Linked DNA regions of Homo sapiens: region 2 is linked to region 1. Evidence: chromatin loops called from intact Hi-C (ENCODE). Cell type or tissue: endothelial cell of umbilical vein. All regions are shown on one strand. Each heading gives the region's core, and the rest is flanking DNA. Links, peaks and the distances in the headings are about the cores only. Region 1 has its middle 210 kb from the start of JCAD. Region 2 holds the start of LOC105376475 (a long non-coding RNA gene).

The links. A loop is a pair of places that touch in the nucleus more often than their neighbours do. Peaks named below come from ENCODE experiments on the same cell type or tissue, not always from the same donor. Only the 100,000 strongest peaks of a DNase experiment are listed, where the experiment ranks them.
Region 2: a loop joins it to region 1, with 6 times the contacts of the local background. A loop is called at or near these places in 10 of 110 quality-filtered maps.

Annotation. Positions count from the first base shown.
Region 1 is chr10:29,845,158-29,854,503 of GRCh38, forward strand. No RefSeq gene overlaps it. Among named protein-coding and RNA genes, the nearest start is that of JCAD, 210 kb to the right of the region's middle. In endothelial cell of umbilical vein, for the core only: no CTCF peak of the experiment used is centred there; DNase peaks (open chromatin) are centred at 4,484 and 6,304; H3K27ac peaks cover 2,073 bases.
Region 2 is chr10:29,780,679-29,790,024 of GRCh38, forward strand. LOC105376475 (a long non-coding RNA gene) reads right to left here and starts at 3,843. Exons shown (of 3, transcript XR_930788.4): 1 at 2,922-3,843; 2 at 2,610-2,754; 3 at 1,050-1,983. In endothelial cell of umbilical vein, for the core only: no CTCF peak of the experiment used is centred there; DNase peaks (open chromatin) are centred at 2,933, 3,043 and 3,923; H3K27ac peaks cover 2,710 bases.

The sequences.
Region 1 (9,346 bases), core at 743-8,742:
GAAGTTCACCTACCCTGATGAAGGGATCACATGGAGAGACCCCTAGAGGGGCAGTCAGGGAGGTCAGAAGGAAGGGAGAGGCCCTGAGACAAAATGGATGGAAAGACCAACCATCCCAGCACCCCAACTGAGCCCAGGCCCTAGCAGACTGTTCAGCTGAATGCACCGATACAAGTGACCTCTGGTAAGATCAGCAGAACAACCATTCAGCTAAGCCCAGCCACAATGGAAGAATTACAAGAAATAGTAACAGAACTGTTATTTTAAGTCACTGAGTTTTGGTGTAGTTTGTTATGACAAAACAACCCAGTTCTCAGGACAAATATTGTAGCTTCACCTCTAACATGGACATTTGCATATATGACCATCTGTATAAGTCTGAGTTTTCCAGAGAAAGAGAAACAATAGAATGTGTGTGTGTATAAAAGATACTTACTTTAGAGAATGGGCTCATATAATTGTGGAGGCTTGGTGAGTCCAACATCTGATGCGGGAGGCCATCAGGCTGGGGGCTCAGGAAAAAATTACAGTTTGAGTCCAAGGACAGTCTGGTGAAAAATCAGGAAGGGCCAGTGTTGCAGACGAAGTCTGAAGGCAGGCAGTCTGATGGGGAATTTGCTCTTGCTTGAGAGAGTTCAGCAATTTTTTTTTTATTTTATTTTTTTTGAGACAGGGTCTCCTCTGTTGCCCAAGTTGGAGTGCAGTGGCGCAATCAAACTCCTGGACTCGAGTGACCCTCCTGCCTCTGCCTCCCCAGTAACTGGGAATATAGGCTTGTGCTACTTGGCTAATTTTTAATTTTTTTTTTTTGGTAGACATAGGGGTCTTGCTTTGTTGCCCAGGCTGGTCTCAAACTCTGGAGGTCAGCCTTTTGTTCTAGACTTTAACTGATAGGAGGAGGTCCACCCATAGTGTGGACAATGTATGTTACTAAAAGTTCACAGATTTAAATGCAAATCTCATCCAAAAACATCCTCACAGAAGCATCCAGAACAATGTTTGGACTACATATCTGGGCACTGCAGCCCAGACAAGTTGACATAAAATTAACCTTCACACCATCCATTGGCAGAAAATAGGTTTTCTTTGATTTCACTCAGAAGTCAGTATTTGATTTTTGAAGAGAGAACCAGACTAGAGAATAAAGAGACTTGCATTTTAATCCAGCTACTGCCACTAACATCATCATCAGCCAACCTAATTCCTCTGAGCCTCAGTTTTTCCCACTGGGTTAATTTTAATTTTGTTTAATTTTGTGTTGTTCTTTCACCTTATTACCTCTTACAGGCAACTTTAGCAAGATGTTTACTCTTATGGGCAAAATTCACAGAAACCAAAAGCATGTTCTTAAACACGCTGAGGCTCTGGGACTTCATTATTCTGTGCCACAGATCAGAGGAAAGTAATTTTGAAAGGATCACAGGTTATTGGATCATGTAATTTTTAAAAATTTCAACAGTAAATTCTTAGGACATTTACTGTGTGACTATGTAATTTTCTTGTAGACACCTTAAGTAAATATCCATTGTGAACCCCAAAAATCTGAGACACATCTCAGTTAATTTAGAAACTTTATTTGGCCAAAGTTGAGGACACGTGCCCAATGACACAGTCCCAGGAGGTCCTGATGACATGGGGCCAAGGTGGTCAGAACACAGTTTGCTTTTACACATCCTAGGGAGACATGAGACATCAATCAACATATGCAAGATGAGCACTGTTTCTGTCTGGAAGGTGGGACAACTGGTAGCAAAGGCAGGAAGACTCCAAGAGGGAGGGAGCTTCCAGGTCATAGGTAGATAAGAGACAAATAGTTGCACTCTTTTGAGTTTCTGATTAGCCTTTCCAAAGGAGGCAATCAGATATGGGTTTATCTCAGTGAGCAGAGGGGTGACTTTGAAGAATGGGAGGCACGTTTGCCCTAAGCAGTTCCCAGCTTGACTTTTCTTTAGCTTAGTGATTTGGGGGCCCAATATTTATTTTCCTTTCATACCTTTGAAGATAGTAAAAATACTCATGCACACCTAGAGGAAGAAATTCTCACCAAGGAGGAACATCGGTTGCTTTGGTTGAGGGGGTAGTAGTGAGACACGGTGGCCTCCTCTGCAAAAATTCCATCTCTCCCCTTTTGGGTGGAGCCACATTTAGTTTGGTGATTGGACCCCATCTGTGCTCCAGGGTGGGCCTTGACTGATCTAATGCCAATCAGGATAATCCTACCAATCAGTTCAGGGGAAGACATGTGGCTTGAATTGTTCCAATCAGACTGCAACTCAGAACTCTTTTCTAGTTCTTGGGGTAAAAAAAGATTTCTCTTCTTCTGTGTGGTATGGTAAGTATAAGGATATGAGACTTAGGTTAACTGCAGCCATTTGCTACCAGAAAGGAAACCAACCTAAGGGATAAGGCAACATATGGAAGAGAAGAGGACCAGAGAATTGCAGAAAAATGGGGCCAGAGCCGTGATCAATACAAACTGGAAGCCCATTGGACCTCTGAGCTTGATAAGCTCTTTCATTTTCTCAAACATTTTTTTAAAAAAATAGAGTTAGGATCTTCCTCTGTAACCCAGGCTGGAGTCCTGTGATGTGATCATAGCTCCTTGCAGGCTTGAACTCCTGGGCTCAAACGATCCTCCCGCTTCAGCCTCCCCAGGTGCTGACTACAGGTGCAAACCACCATGCCTGGCTATTTTTTTTATTATTTGCAGGGACAGAGTCTTGCTATGTTGCCCAGGCTGGTCTCGAACTCCTGGCATCAAGCGATCCTCCTGCCTCAGCCTCCCATTTTAGGCCATTTTTGAGTTAGAATTTCTATTATTTCCAACCTGAAGCATCGTAATTGGTACCTGATATACCCCATCTACCTTTCAGGAAGAGTCAAAACTATCAACTTTTTAACCTTAGTCTCCTCATTGGTAAATGACACTCGGAATAAGATCGCTTTCCTCTCTGAATTGTTTGAGATATTATAATTCACCAAGGAGCTCACATGGAAGCAGAGCTCCTGCTGCTTTCAGGCTGAAGGCTACACCTTTGCAAAATTTCCAGGACAGCAGAAAAACAAAAACAAAGACAAAAAACCTTCAGATCACTGGCTCGAAACAAATTCAAGGGCAGACAGAGCAAGACTATTCATAAAAAAATCCATTGAGTAGAAATCCACTTCCTATAGTGTATGTGCATTTGTTCTAGTTCCACTTCTTGGGCTGCAATGAATAAGTCGGATCCTTCTTCTACCAGATAACTCTTGTTTTTTTTTGCAAACCAGTCGTTGACAACCCCATCGAAGGGCTCCTCATATGTCATGTATATTTTTTGAAGATCAACTGCACTGAGATATAATTCATATACAATAACATGTACCCATTATAAGTGTACAGTTCAATGAATCTTGGCAAACATCTCCACTTGTGTAACCACTACCACAATCAAAATGCAGAACATGGCTGGGCATGGTGGCTCACACCTGTAATCCCAGCACTTTGGGAGACTGAGGTGGACGGATCACCTGAGGTCAGGAGTTCGAGACCAGTCTGGCCAACATGGCAAAACCCTGTCTCTACTAAAAATACAAAAATTAGGCCAGGTGAAGTGGCTCACACCTGTAATCCCAGCACTTTGGGAGGTGGACACGGGTGGATCACCTGAGGTCAGCAGTTCGAGACCAGCCTGACCAACATGGAGAAACTCTGTCTCTACTAAAAAAAAAAAAAACAAAAAAAATTTACCCAGGTGTGGTGGTGCATGCCTGTAATCCCAGCTACTCAGGAGGCTGAGGCAGGAGAATCACTTGAACCCAGGGGGCAGAGGTTGCGGTGAGCTGAGATTGAGCTATTGCACTCCAGTCTGGGCAACAAAAGTGAAACTCCATCTTGGAAAAAAAAAAAAAAGGCAGGTGTGGTGGCGGATGCCTGTAATCCCTGCTACTTGGGAGGCTGAGGCAGGAGAATTGTTCCAACCTGGGAGGTGGAGGTTGCAGCGAGCTGAGATCGCACCATTGCACTCCAGCCTGGGCAACAAGAGCGAAACTCCGTCTCAAAAAATGAATAAATAAATAAATAAATAAAGCAGAACACTCACATGTCCCTCTACAATCACCTCCCCACCCATACTGGCCCCAGGCAACCACTTTTCTGTTTTCTGTCACTCCAGATTAGTTTTGCCTTTTCAAGAATTTCCTATAAATGGAATCATATGTCATATTTTAAGCTTCTGTAAAACAAATGGAAAAGCCAGAGAAACCCCATCCATTGGAATGGGGTCTACCAGTGTGGATCTGGATATGCTTGGCCAGCTTTTCTTGGCACTGCTCAAATTGGAGATAGACTATCCTATAGGCACAGCTCTTGCTCTTCCCTGGCTCACGGTCCCACCACACTCTAGCTCAGGCTTCTCTCTGTGGCACTCTGTACTCACGGCGATTTCTCCCTCGCTTTTGGAGCTGCCTTTCCCTTCTTGGCCCACATCTACCAACTGGAAAAGAAAACAGAAAATGAAACCGCTGGAAAGGCATCTTTCCTGGAGAGTCTGCTAATCTTTGTGGAGAACCACACAGGAAGCATGTCCCCTCAGTTCTCACTGACATCCCAGATAATGTAAACTCCCCACTTCCTGTACAGCTGGCTCAGGAATTGGCCTCTCTGACACAATGAAGGAAGCTTCAGTTTCTCATTATTTAACAGTTGGACACCCACTTGCTCTCTTGGATCCTAGGGCTATCTTTCCCTCTTTTTTCAAGGGTTTTGTTTTCTTTCTTCATCTGGTTCACCTTCAGATTTAAGAAAGTGTGAGAGAGAATGATGGTCTAGTCTTTTCATCATTTCTTCTTCTCGCTAAACCTGTCTGGTTCTTCATCCATATGCGGAACATTTTTTATGACTGAGTAGACAGAAATGGGCTTCTGGAGCCCAGCTATCATTTGACATATTGTTGTTATTCTTCCCAGTAAAAACACTTCCACAAAAGAGCAACTGGTGGTAACTGAATATGTCTGCAGAAAAAAAGAAAATAAATATGCAGTACATTTCAATATGAGAACATTTTCCCTCCTCTGGCTTCCTGGAGTATATAGTGCAGGTGGCAAGGAAATATCCTTTGCCTTACACAGTATAAAGGCTAGACCAGCGGTTCTCAAAATGCAATCCTTAGACAGTGGCATCAGTGTCACCTGGCATATTGTTATCTATTGCTGCATCGCATGTATCCCAAAACTCAGTGGTGTTAAACACCAGTCAACATTTATTATTTCTCACAGTTTCTGTGGGTCAGGAATTTAGCTTAACTGGCTGGGGTCCCATGAGATTACAGACAAGATGTTACCCAGAGCTGTGGTCTCATCTGAAGGCTCTATGAAATCAGTTTCCAAGGTGGCACACACAGGCGGCTGGCAAATTTGTGCCAGGTGTTGGTGAGATGCCTCATTTCCTCCCTAGGTTGCTCACGTGTCCTCCAGACACGAAGGTCTGCCTTTCCCAGAGGGTGTGATCCAAGAGAGAGGGTGTGGAAACTGCTGTGCCTTTTAGAGCCTTGTCTTAAAATCACATGGCCATCTATTAACATCAAACATAGTTAGAAACAAGTCATTTAATCTAGATCACACTTAAGGGGAGGAAAAGAAGTCTCCACCTTTTGAAGGCAGGAATGTGAAAAAGGTTGTGGACATATTCTAAAAATTACACACCTGGCCAAGAAATGCACTTTCTTGGGCCACACTCCAGACCTACTGAATCAGACACTGTGGGGCTGGGTCCATCAGTCTGTTTTCACAAGCCCTCTGGGTGATTTTGGTGCTGGCTAAAGTTGGGGAACGACCAGGTTGGACAAAAGGACACTAAGAAAACCTCAACTCACTTGTAGTGAAGCCTCACCAGCCAGGGCTACCTTCTAGAATCTAGAAGCTGAGTTTTCATGAATCCACTGAGAGATAATGGCCTTACTTCAAGTTCATCTATAGCAAAGGTACAGTAGGCAGAATGATCCCCCACGCCCCCACAATGTCCATGTCCTAATCCCAGAAACCTTTGACTATGTCACCTGACATGACAAAAGGGACTTTGCAAATGTGATTAAGTTAAGTATCTTGAGGTGGGATATTAACCTGGATTATCCAGTCGGGCTCCAGTTAATCAGAAAGGATTTTCATAAAAGAGAGACAGGAGTTAGATGGAGGAAGGGGCCATGAGCCAAGGAATACAGCCAAGCCCTAGAAGCTGGAAAAGTCGAGACCACAGAATCACCCTGAGAATCACCAGAAATAACGCAGCCAGGCTGACCTATTCTCGACTTCAGAGCTCCGGAACTGTCAGATAATACATGTGTGTTGTTTTAGGCCCCTGAGTCTATGGTAATTTGTTACAGCAGGAACAGGAAATTAATACAAAAGTGTTCTTGTTTGAACTTTCCTTTTGGTGGAAGAGGGAGAAGAGTAAGAGGAGGGGATGGTCTGCTTCCTTAGATGTTTCCACCAAAAGGGTAGACATCCATTTCATTGCAGATTCTGTACTTGTAATTTTACTTGCAGAAGCAAAATGCTCTAGAATGGTGCCAGTAGCCATATGAGGAATCAAAACTATTTCAAATTAAAAATTCAGTTCCCAGTCTCACCAGCCACTTTTCAAGGGCTCCATAGCTAATAAGGTGAGTGGCTAATGCATTGAGCAGCCCAGATATAGGGAATTTCCACCCTTAAAAAAAGTTACATTAGATAGTGCTGCTTTAGTCTTTGCTCTTTCCTAATTTTTTCTTTTTCTTTTTTTTCTTTTTTTTTTTTTTTAGCATTTGGGTCTTGCTCTGTTACCCAGGCTGGAGTGCAGTGGTGTGATCAGACTTGAGCTGCAGCCTTCAGCTCCTAGGCTCAAGGAATCCTCCCACCTCAGTCTCCTGAGTAGCTGGGACTACAGGTAGGCACCACCACATCTAGCTGATTAATTTGTTGTTGTTGTTGTTTTGAGATGTGGTCTTGATTGGTTGCCAGTCCTGGTCTTGAACTCCTGGCCTCAAGCAATCCTCCTGCCTTAGCCTCCCAAAGTGTTGGATTACAGGTATGAGCCACTATGCTTGGTTCCTTTCCTAATTTTAAGTAAGCTTTTGCAAAATATTGTCCCACATCTTGGCCATGGCTATGAGTGCAGGTGGGTATTACTGGACACTTTTAGCTCTGGAACTTGTATTTACTTGCTGTACTCATTAGCTAGGTTTTAAAAACTGTACTTTAGGGGCTCCTAGGGATTAACTGTACTTTAGGGGCTGCAGGAACAAAAACATGGAGGGGTGAGGGAAGCACATCTCCTGGAAGTCATTTGGACAAGATTCCTTCTCACTTAAGACCACAACTAGAAGCAAGAAGTCATTTGTGCTTGAATATTGACCTGGACTTACCATCTGGAGTTCCTGTATTTGTGAAGATTTCTTCAAAAACTTGATCCAAATATTATTTCAGAGGAAGCAGTTAATTTGAAACATAGTATATTAGGTTTAGGATTAACTCAACTATTTTGTATTTATATTCCCAGAAACATTGTATTCTTTTCCATTGAAACATACACACCACACCCACACCCACCCACACACATACGTACTTTATAGAATACACTGTACCTGTCTATTGCAGAGAGTTTTATGGTGCATCTAGCCAAAACCAATAAAATGTGGATAAAAATGGAGTCTTTGGTAGTTTCTTTCGGCCATAGAATCCCCAGCCCCCAAGGGGCTTCTTAACGGAATTGACAACCCCATTGGTTCAGGAGAGGCTGACTGGCAAGGTGATAGAACCCCACATTTGATCGAAGTTGCTAAACTTCTCATATTGAGCGTTATAAGTGTTAAATGGGTTGAGATCACACTTCTTTCCTCTGACAGTAATCTCACTTTATCGGATACTATCATTATTATTTATGATATTAATAATAATATCATTATTTATTATTATCAGCTACTATCTCATTATTAATTATATATAAATTTCCCAACTAGAGCAAAATTCTCTGGGAACAGAGAGCGTGCCTTGTGCTTCTACCTGTCTTGGGCAGAATAAACTCTCAACAGATGCAGGCTGGAGTGATTGTCGCTGCTGTTTTATGAACAAGAGCCTGTCTCTGTTTGTAGAGTATGCCTGGGTCATGCAGCCTTTGCAGGCCTGTTTTCTCATCCTGAAAACCCAGATATCTGTGGATAGATGAGCTCTGTATCTTTCTAACTCTGTTCTTTCTAGCTCTGAAGTTCTGTAATTATGTGACGGATGAAAATAATTAGAATCAAATAATTCTCTATTTTAAGGTTAAAAAGGGAAATCCATCATGTATGATAGCAATAGAAAAAATAGACCATATTTAACAGCCTTCATTATTTTTCTTTAAAACTCATAATGCCTCTGTAGCTATTTGTAAACAAGTCTCATATAAAAAAATAAAATTGAGCGAGGCAGGGCTAGAGGTGAATTTACCTGTAACTGATGAAGCTAACACTTTGGTATCCCTCAAGAATGTGCCCCTTCCAAGGGCCTGGGATGGACTTTAGCAGTGCGGTTATATGTTCATATATTTCATAATCTTAAAACGTATGCTATTGTAGCTGTAATCTGTTACGATTGCCATCTCCTTTCATTCATGTTTCCCATTCTCTTGGGTAGTGTTGGGATGATTGTGGGTGTTTATAAGATCCAGTTAATAAAAGAGGAGTTGGGGATGCATTTACTTTGGGTTTGGTAGCTTATATTGATGTGGTTCACTCAAAGGACTCTAGAAAATTAAGAGTGTAGGATTTTCCCATTCCTGCCAAAACTCTGGGTGGGGAGTTATTGAGTCAAAACAATTGCGAGAATTTGGGAAGTGGGAAAGAAGAGGAAAATGAAAAAGCTTGCATGGTCCTCAAATGGAAGGGTTTACCTTTGCATAATCGGGGCTGTTTTAACAACCAGCAGTGCTCTGGAATCAGGCATGTTGAGACCAAGAGCTTTGGAATCAAGTTCAAATTTCAGTTGTGCAATGTATCAACTGTGTACCTTTGGATAAATTATTTTCCTTTGAATCTGTTCCCTCACGCATTACTGAGGATAGGAATATCGACTACCCTGTACTACCCATAGTTGTTGGGAACTTTAAATGCTATCACATGCATATGCACATAATAGGCACTATAAATTACAGCTCTTAAAAATCATGATATGAGATGTTCTCGTGATGTATTTAATTTGAATATCAAAAATTCCAAGCAAGGAAAAAGATCTCCTTTAGAGATTTTTGAAGTTAGGAGAGGCTTCCAAGTGTTTAAACAAGGCTTAAATTGTGGCTCTGCAAAGCTGTGACTTGCCCAAAGTCATGCCTCTGGGGAGTGGCAGGGCTGGTCTT
Region 2 (9,346 bases), core at 740-8,739, 64 kb before region 1:
CAGGAGTTCAGGTCACTCTGTGACTGCGACACAGCCTTCACTCCATCCACCATTTAAATACCCAGAGGCAGGGTGGGGCATCTCCTCTGAGGTCCTAATTTCTTTCCTCCTTTCCTTTTTCCTTTTTCTTTTCCTTTCCTTTCTTTCCTTTCCCTCTTTCCTTCTCTCTCTCTTTTCTCTCTTTCTCTTTTCTTTCTCCCTTCCCTTCGCTTCCATTACCTTCCCTTCCCCCCCCTCCTCCCTCTCTCTCTTCCTCCCTCCCTCTCTCTCTCTTTCTCAATTTCTCTCTTTCTTTCTTTCTTTCTTACAGGGTCTCACTCTGTCACCCAGGCTGGAGTGCAGTGGAGCGATCTCTGCCTGCAACCTCCACTGAGTTCAAGCGATTCTCCTGCCTCAGCCTCCTGAGTAGCTGGAATTACAGCTACAAACCATCACATCTGGCTAATTTTTGTACTTGTAGTGGAGATGGAGTTTCACCATGTTGACCTCAAGCGATACGCCTGCCTCAGTTTCCCAAATTGCTGGGATTACAGGGGTGGGCCACTGCACTGGCTGAGATTGTATTCATTTTCTCTACATGTGTCTATCCCCGGAACTTAATTCATTTCACAACTCTTTGTTTATCTGCATTTCTCTACTATCAGACACAAATGAGTTCCTTGGGACAGCAATCAGTGTTTGTCATATTTGCAGAACCAGTACCTAACATCCACTGCTCCCAGAGCTCAAAAACAGTAATGCTGGGCTAGCCAGGCACAGTGGCTCACATCAGTCATCCCAGCACTTTAGGAGGCCTAGGAAGGAGGATGGCTTAAGCCCAGGAGTTTGAAACCAGCCTGGGCAACATGGCCAGACTCCGTACAAAAACTGAAAAATGAGCTGGGCATGGCGGCAGGCGCTTGTAGTATCAGCTACTTGGGAGGCTGAGGCTGGAGCGTCACTTGAGCCCAGGAGTTTGAGGCTGCAGTGAACTATTATTAACGGTGGAGGGTGTCCAGGTTCTTGGCGTCTTAAACAAAGAATTGGACAAAATGCACAAACAAAGCAAGGAAGGAATGAAGGGTTTTATTGAAAATGAAAGCATATTCCAGTGTGGGAGCAGGCTTGAGCATAGGGGCTCAGAGGCCCCTTTACAGAATTTTTGGGAGTTTAAATATCCCCTAGAGGACTCCATTGCTTACTTCAGGTATGTCCTATGTAAAACGGAGACGATGAAGTAAAATTACAAAGTCATTCACCTCGTACGCCCTATGGAGAGGTTATTTCCTGTTATAGCTGAAGTGTGAATCGGCCTTATGTTCCCTGCCTTCAGACCCTATTTTCCTGTGTCACTGTGATCGCAGCACTATGCTCCAGCCTGGGTGACAGAGTGAGACACTGTCTTTAAAAACAGAAATTAAGGCCGGGTGCGGTGGCTCACATCTGTAATCCCAGCACTTTGGGAGGCCGAGGCGGGCGGATCATGAGGTCAGGAGATTGAGACCATCCTGGCTAACGCGGTGAAACCCCATCTCTACTAAAAACACAAAAAATTAGCTGGGCGTAGTGGCGGGCGCCTGTAGTCCCAGCTACTCGGGAGGCTGAGGCAGGAGAATGGCGTGAACCCGGGAGGCGGAGCTTGCAGTGAGCAGAGATCGTGCCACAGCACTCCAGCCTGGGCGACAGAGCGAGACTCCGTCTCAAAAAAAAAAAAAAAAAAAAAAAGAAAAGAAAAGAAAAAGAAAACAGTAATGATAACCAACTGCAGCCCCAGGGACTCTGCCCTGCGCATGGTTAGCCCTGGCCCGGGGCCTGACTCAGCTTTTTGTATCCGGGTCCCTTTGCCATCCACCTGCACTGCCTCTCTTGAATCTGATGGTCTGAGGACAAAAGCAAGGAGAATCCAGGAGTGGAGGAAACTGGACATGTCTTCCAGACAGAGGAGGCAGGAGAACAGAGAGGAAGTGGCAGGCAGTCATGAACCTGTGGCAAAGAAGCATCGCCCTGAAAAAGAGGGAGAGGCAATTCAAACCTGTTTGGGGCGGTCAAGCAACTCTGCCTTCTGCCCCACAAGAGGCTCTGGATCTTCCCTGTATTTGGAGAGCTGGGGATGAGGGCAGAGAGAATGGGCTTCTCCATGTATTTGCCAGTCGGATGCATTACAGCGATTACAGACAAATTCAGTCAATGAGAGAGGCGCATCCTTGCAGTTATTTAGTTAGAGAACCAGTGTGTGATAATCTTTTCTACAGCAAGACACTGTTTTTCTGTAGGGTATTCATATTTATAAAGGGTATTTCTATCCATTATTTTATTGATCCTATTGGGATACAAAATGGTTAATTTAAAAAAAAATTTTATTGTGGAAAATTTCAAACAGACACAAAAATAGACCGCATACTAGACTAGACCCCCCAAACCTAGCATCCTCCTTTAATAGTTATCAATATTTTGCCAAGCCTGTTTCATTTATCCTGTCTCTTCCTCCTTTTTATTTTTTGCTAGGATATTCTAAAGCAAGCCCTAGATAACATATGGTTTCCACAATGCTATTATCATCTCCAGCAATGTCATAATTCATTTCATCATATCATTTAATAAATAGTCGATTGTAGAAAAGGTATCCTTACCCTATTTTCATTAACCCAGAAGAAAACAGAGGGTCAAAGACAAAAGCGATTTGCTCAAGGTCACATGGCTTCAGGAAACACACTGCCCTGGAGCTGGGCTCTTCTGACCACAAAGCCCAAGGTACTTTCCACTGTCACTCTGATGCTGGAGAAGCAGAAGAAATGGAGAGTAAAGTCAATGAGCCTTAGAGGCAAGATCCAGTTGGGGTGCTTCTCAGCAGGTAACTGAGCTGCAATCCTTTGTTCTTTGTGAGACTTGCTTAGATCTTTTTCCAGAACCAACCCAAACAGCATATTATAGACAGAACATACAAACCGGGCTGCCCATCCTCTCTGAAGCCATCTCATCCTGCATGCTAGGGCAACTTGAAACCTGTGGAGAGAAACAACAAGGGTGACAAGGCTACTCAGGAAGGAAATGAATCCATGACTTCAGGGACTCTCATCTGTTCAGTAATAGTGTGAAGTCCATTTCCTATGTCCCCTCACTTCCCAGAAGCCTGGTGAGGGCTGCCAGGGGGAAGGGAAACTGTCCAGAAGAGGTGAAGTAAGATCCATGTGCTAGCAAGCATCCCCTGGAGAGAAAGGAGATGAGGCAGCCAATCTGAAGACCTCCCAGGTAACATTTCAGTTGATGATCAGATCCCATCTCCTGGCCAGCATCCCCAGCCCTGCCTGGTGTGGTCCGTCCCTGTCTACATGCTGGCTCTTTTTTGAACAAGACAGATGTTGGGGGCCGGGCATGGAGGCTCATGGCTGCAATCCCAGCACTTTGGGAGGCCGAGGTGGGTGGATCACTCGAGGTCAGGAGTTCAAGACCAGCCTGGTCAACATGGTGAAACCCCGTCTCTATTAAAAATACAAAAATTAGCTGGGTGTGGTGGTGGGTGCCTGTAATCCCAGCTACTCAGGAGGCTGAAGCAGGAGAATCACTTGAACCCAGGAGGCAGAGGTTGCAGGGCGCAGCACTGCACTCCAGCCTGGACCCAGTCTCAAAAAAAAAAAAAAAAAAAAAAAAAGACAGATGTTGGGAGTCTTCTCCCAGACAGCTGATGTTCATTAAAATCGCAGAGAATGGGGATGGCCACCACATCCTGCAGCAAAAGAGATGCAGAAAGCATCCAGGAGAAGGACAAAAGGAAAGAAGGCACAGGATGGGGCAGAAAATAGGGCAAAGTAGCCAGAGACTGTGGGACTCCTCAGCAATGAGAGTGTTTATTTTCGTTATCCTGAGTCACCGGCTTCACAGTCTTGCCAGCTGTAAGGCTGCGTCATTCCTGATGTTGACATGTAGCCCGGAGGCAGGAAACTTCAGAATAGAGGAAAGGTGGCTTTTAAATAACAACAACCACCAACAGTGGTATGCTAACCCAGTCATGGGATCAAGACTCATTCATTGGCAGGTTCTCGAGGCAAAGGATGTTTATTTCAGAGTCCTAGAAGGCCAAACTTACATTGATACCTCAAGTGGTTTAGTGTGGGATTGAGTAGTGTAGTTTTCATTTTTCATTAGGAAAAAGTCTATTATATATTTGCCATTTTAAAAGGTTTAGTGTTAGTGCTATTACTTTATAATACACATATATACTTACATACATTCTTTGGTATGTATCAAATATATCAAAAAATTATGTGCTGCTGGGAAGCTAAAGTAGCCATACTTTTCCCTATTCTTCCAAGTCCAGTTAAAAATCCTGGATACTACATATAAAACAAACGTAAGAAAAACCTAAAAGGTGGTAGAAAGTAGACAGGTTAGGGATTTCGGGATCCAAGGAATAACACAGTGATGAGCTCTCTGGGTTTTCTGTCAATCTCATATGTCCCAGACTTGGAGCTAAAGAACCTGGCAACCTGAAAATGCCAAAGGGCACAGATAAAAATAAGAAAATTAAAATAAATAGGTGGGTGCAATGGCTTATGCCTGTAATCCCAGCACTTTAGGAGGCTGAGGTGGGAGGATCGCTTGAGGCCAGGAGTTCAAGACTAGCCTGGGTAACATAGCAAGACTCCTGTCTCTATTTAAAAGAATAAAAATAAATAAATATTAATAAATAAACCAACAAAAGTTTACTCTCACTAGCCAAAGGACCAAGAAAGAGGCAGAAGCCCTTTAGACAATAATTACTTTTTGCTCCAGTCAAACACTTCAGGAAAGACTATGTTCCTACTGCCAGCCATGTCCATGCTAGCAAAGATCAAATGGGAGGCCTGAATTTCCACCCCAACCCCCACCTGGAAGCAATGAGGTGCCCCTTCCACACACCACTGAGGAGACATCAAAGGAGGCCTAACGGAAAATCAGGACTGTCGCTTCAGCCCAGAGGTCACAAAGCCACCACCCTGTGGTATCAGTGGAGGTCACATGGAGAGGAATAATGAGGGGCTCTTACACCCTCCAGCCAGGGAGGAATCAGTGGAGGGCCAGTGAGGATCCCGGACTCTCCCACCCACCAGGTAATAATGAGGACTTCCCCCACCTTGGGTGTCAATGGGAGCTGAATGGGAAGTGTGGACTTCTTCTACCTGTCAATAATGAGGTGGCATCCTCCCCTTTCTCTGCCACAAGATGTCAGAGGAAGTCGTCTAACACAGAGGGTTAAGTAAGATTCAGAGACTCATCACATGGTACTCCTGAAAATCCAAGTTTCAACAGAAAGTCACTTGTCATATCAAGAACCAGGAAGATAGCAAGCTGAATGAAAAAAAATTGGCAATCAACAATCTATAGATGCAACATCAAGAAGAGAGAAATGTTAGGATGATCCAACAAAGACTGTAAAGCAGCCATCATAAAAGTGCTTCAATGGGCAGTTACAAACACACTCAAAGCAAGTGAACAAATAGAAAGTCTAGCAAAGAAATACAAAATCTCAGCAAAGAAATAGAAGATATAAAGAAAAACCAAATGAAAAATGTTGCATGAAAAAATACAATAACCAAAATTAAAAAAAAATTCAATGGATGAGTTCAATGGCAGAATGGAGGAGAAAAAGAATTGGTGAATTTGTAGACAGAGCAATAGAAACTATACAAGCTGAGCAAAAGAGAAAAAATTCACTGAAAAATATGAACAGAGTCATAGAGACCTGTGGGACTACAGCAAAAGATCTAGCATCTGTATCATATCATGAGGGAAGGGCTGAAAATATACTTGAAGAAATAATGACTGAAAATGTCCTGAATTTGGCAAGAGACATAAAGTGACAGATAGAAGATGCTGAATGACTCCAAACAGGAAACATTCAAAGAAATGAACAAGTCACATCATAATTAAACTTCTGAAAATTGAAGACAATGGAAAACTCTTGAAAGCAATGAGAAAGAAATAACAGCTTACCTATAGGGGAAGACAATTGAATGATAGATTTCTCATAAGAAACCATCAAAGCCAGAAGAAAATGGCACATTTTTCAAATGTCGAAAGAGAATACTGGTCAACACAGGATCCTACATCCAGCAAAAATATTCGGGAATAAAAGGGAAATCAAGACAAATCAGATGAAGGAAATTCAAGAGAATTTGTTACAAGCAGAGGTACTTGAAAAGAATGGCTGAAGGAAATGCTCTAAACAGAAAGGCAATAATACAAGAAAGAATTTTAGAGCGGGGGAAGGAACAAAGAACATGGTAAGCAAAAATATGAGTTATTATATAGGTTTTCCTTCTCCTCTTGAGTTTTCTAAATTATTTTTGATGGTTGAAGCAAAAATTATAGTCGGCTGATTTGTTAGGTAGAGGAAATATTTAAGACAATTATACTTGCCAGGTGCAGTGGCTCATGCCTATAATCCCATTGCATTGGGAAGCCAAGGCAGGAAAATCACTTGAGGCCAAGAGTTAAAGACCAGCCTGGGCAACATAGGAAGGCTCCTGTCTCTAGAAAAAAAAAAAAAAAAAAAAAAAAGCTAAGGGTGGTGATGCACACATTTATAGTCCTAGCTCCTTAGGAGACTGAGGCGAGAGATTACTTGAGCCCAGGAGTTCGAGGCTACAGTGAGTTATGATTGTGCCACTGCATTCCAGCCTGAGTGACAGAGCAAAACTCTGTCTCTAGAGAAAAACAAAACAAAATAAAACCAGACAACTGCAAAAAGAGAAGGTAAAAGGGGCGTCAAGGGAAGTTAGGATTCTACAGTTCATTCAATCAGGTAAAATGATGACACTAGTAGACTGGCAATTTATTTTATATAGATATAAATATATATAGAACATAATACCTAGAGCAACCACTTAAAACTATCAAAAGAGATATACCCAAAACACCATACATAAATCAAAATCAAAATGGAATTCTAAAAAGTGTTGAAGGAACCCGTAAGAAGAAAGAAAAAAGAAAATAGATAAAGGAAAAACAGAGAACAAACAAAAACCAAAAAATAAACTGGTAGTCTTAATTTTAATATACCAATAATTATATTAAATGCCCATGGTCTAAATACAGCAATTAAAATACAGAAATTGGCAGAGTGAATCAAAAAGCATGAACTAACTATATGTTGTTGATAAGAAACTTACTTCAATCATAAAGATATAGGCAGGTTTTAAAAGATATAAAAAGATATATCATGCAAATATTATTCAAGAGAAAGCAGGAGTGACTATATCAACTTCAGATAAAAAAGACTTCACAGCGAAGAAAATTATAATAAAAGGGTCAATCCACAAAGAAGACAGAGCAATCCTTCATGTATACACACAAAACAACAGTGCTGCAAAACATTTGATATAATGGATAGAAGTGAAATGAAGGTAGATAAATCCATAAGAATAGTTGGAGTCTTCAATACTCCTTCCTCAACAAGAAGCTCTTAACATAAGAGCTTAGATTAGTGACTTGAGACATTTCCTCTTTTAAAGGTAAAATTTAGATCTAAACATTTCCCTCTCAGGAGTGCTTTAATTGTGTCCCACAAATTTTGAAACGTTATACTCACTTTGGATATTGCTCTGTTTTTCCACAGGCAAATGGTGAAAGAAACTGTGGTACATCCATACTATGGAATATTATTCAGCAACAAAAAGTACTGAACTCTTGACACTTGCAAAAACCTGGATGAATTTCCAGGGAATTATGTTGAGTGAAAAAGCCAATCTTGAAAGGTTTCATGCTTTATAATTCCATTTATATAATGTTCCTGAAAAGGACAAAATTATAGAGATGAAGAACAAATTAGTTGTTACCAGAGGCTAATGAGGGGGTGGCAGTGGAAGAGAAGTGGGCATGGCTATCAAAGTACAACATGAAATTTTCATGTGGTGGTAAAAATGCTCTCTATCTCGATGGTATCAATGTCAATATGCCAGCTATGACATTGTACTGTATCATAAGATATTCTACTATAGTTTTGCAAGATGTTTTTATCAGGGGAATCTGGCTAGAGAGTATAGGGAATCTCTCTATCATTTTTTACAATCACATGTGAATCTAAAATTATCTCCAAATAACAAGTTTGATTTTTAAAAATATGCCATGCTCCTATAGTCCCAGGTACTGGGAGGCTGAGGCAGGAGGATCACTGGAGTCCAGGAGTTCCAAACTGTAGTGTGATATGATCATGCCTGTGAATATCCACTGCACTCCAGCCTGGGCAACAAAGCAAGATCCTGTCTCTAAACATATATAATTATATATTAATATATAAACATATATATATATGTTTATGTTACATTTTCCAAAACAGATATATGTATCCATCTAATATACCCTATCTATTTACATTTATATTGGATGGATATATATGTATCCATATATGTTACTTTTTCCAAAACAGATATATTTATCCATCCAATATAAACGTATGTGTATATATATATATTTATATTTATGTTGGGTGGATATATATATCCATATATGTTATATTTTCCAAACATATATATATATCCATCATATATATATATATCCATCATATATATATCCATCATATATATATATCCATCATATATATATATCCATCATATATATATATATCCATCATATATATATCCATCATATATATATATCCATCATATATATATTTATATTGGATGGGTATAAGCATATTGGAAGATGTATCTGTTTTGGAAAATATAATATATATGAACATATATCCAGCTAATATAAATGTAAATAGATAGATTTACACAGATAGATAGATAGATAGATAGATAGATAGATAGATAGATAGATAGATAAAGGGGAAAATAAACCTCATGGGGTGCTGATATCTGAGATCCAGAGATCCGTCCCTTTCTTCAGGCAGTCTTTTTAAGTGCCCAAGATAAACTATATGGATGCCAGCTTTATCACGGATGAATTATTCTGGTAGAATCAAAGGTATCCTGTAATAATCTAGTTGTTCTCAATCCTAGCTGCAATATTAGAATCACCAGAATTGGGGGAAAGGTTAAAGAATACTGACACCAAGGGCTTTATTCTCTCTTCCTCAATCAGAATATTAATTTATTTAGTCTGCTGTAAAGCCAAGTGTTAGTATCTTTAAAGTAATTTTAAAAATCAAATTTCAAAAATACACAGAGGTAAAGAGAAACATGTGATGAGCCCCCACGTAGCCACCCATCATTCAGCCTCAATCACTGTCAACATTTCTCCAATCCATTATGTTGCTTACTGCCCTCAGCTTTTTTGGTGGTGGTTGTTAGAGTTTTAGGATTTTAAAGCAAGTCTCAAACATGATTATAATTTTGACTCTAATACTTCAGTATGCGTCTCTAACAGATAAGGACTACGCCTGTGT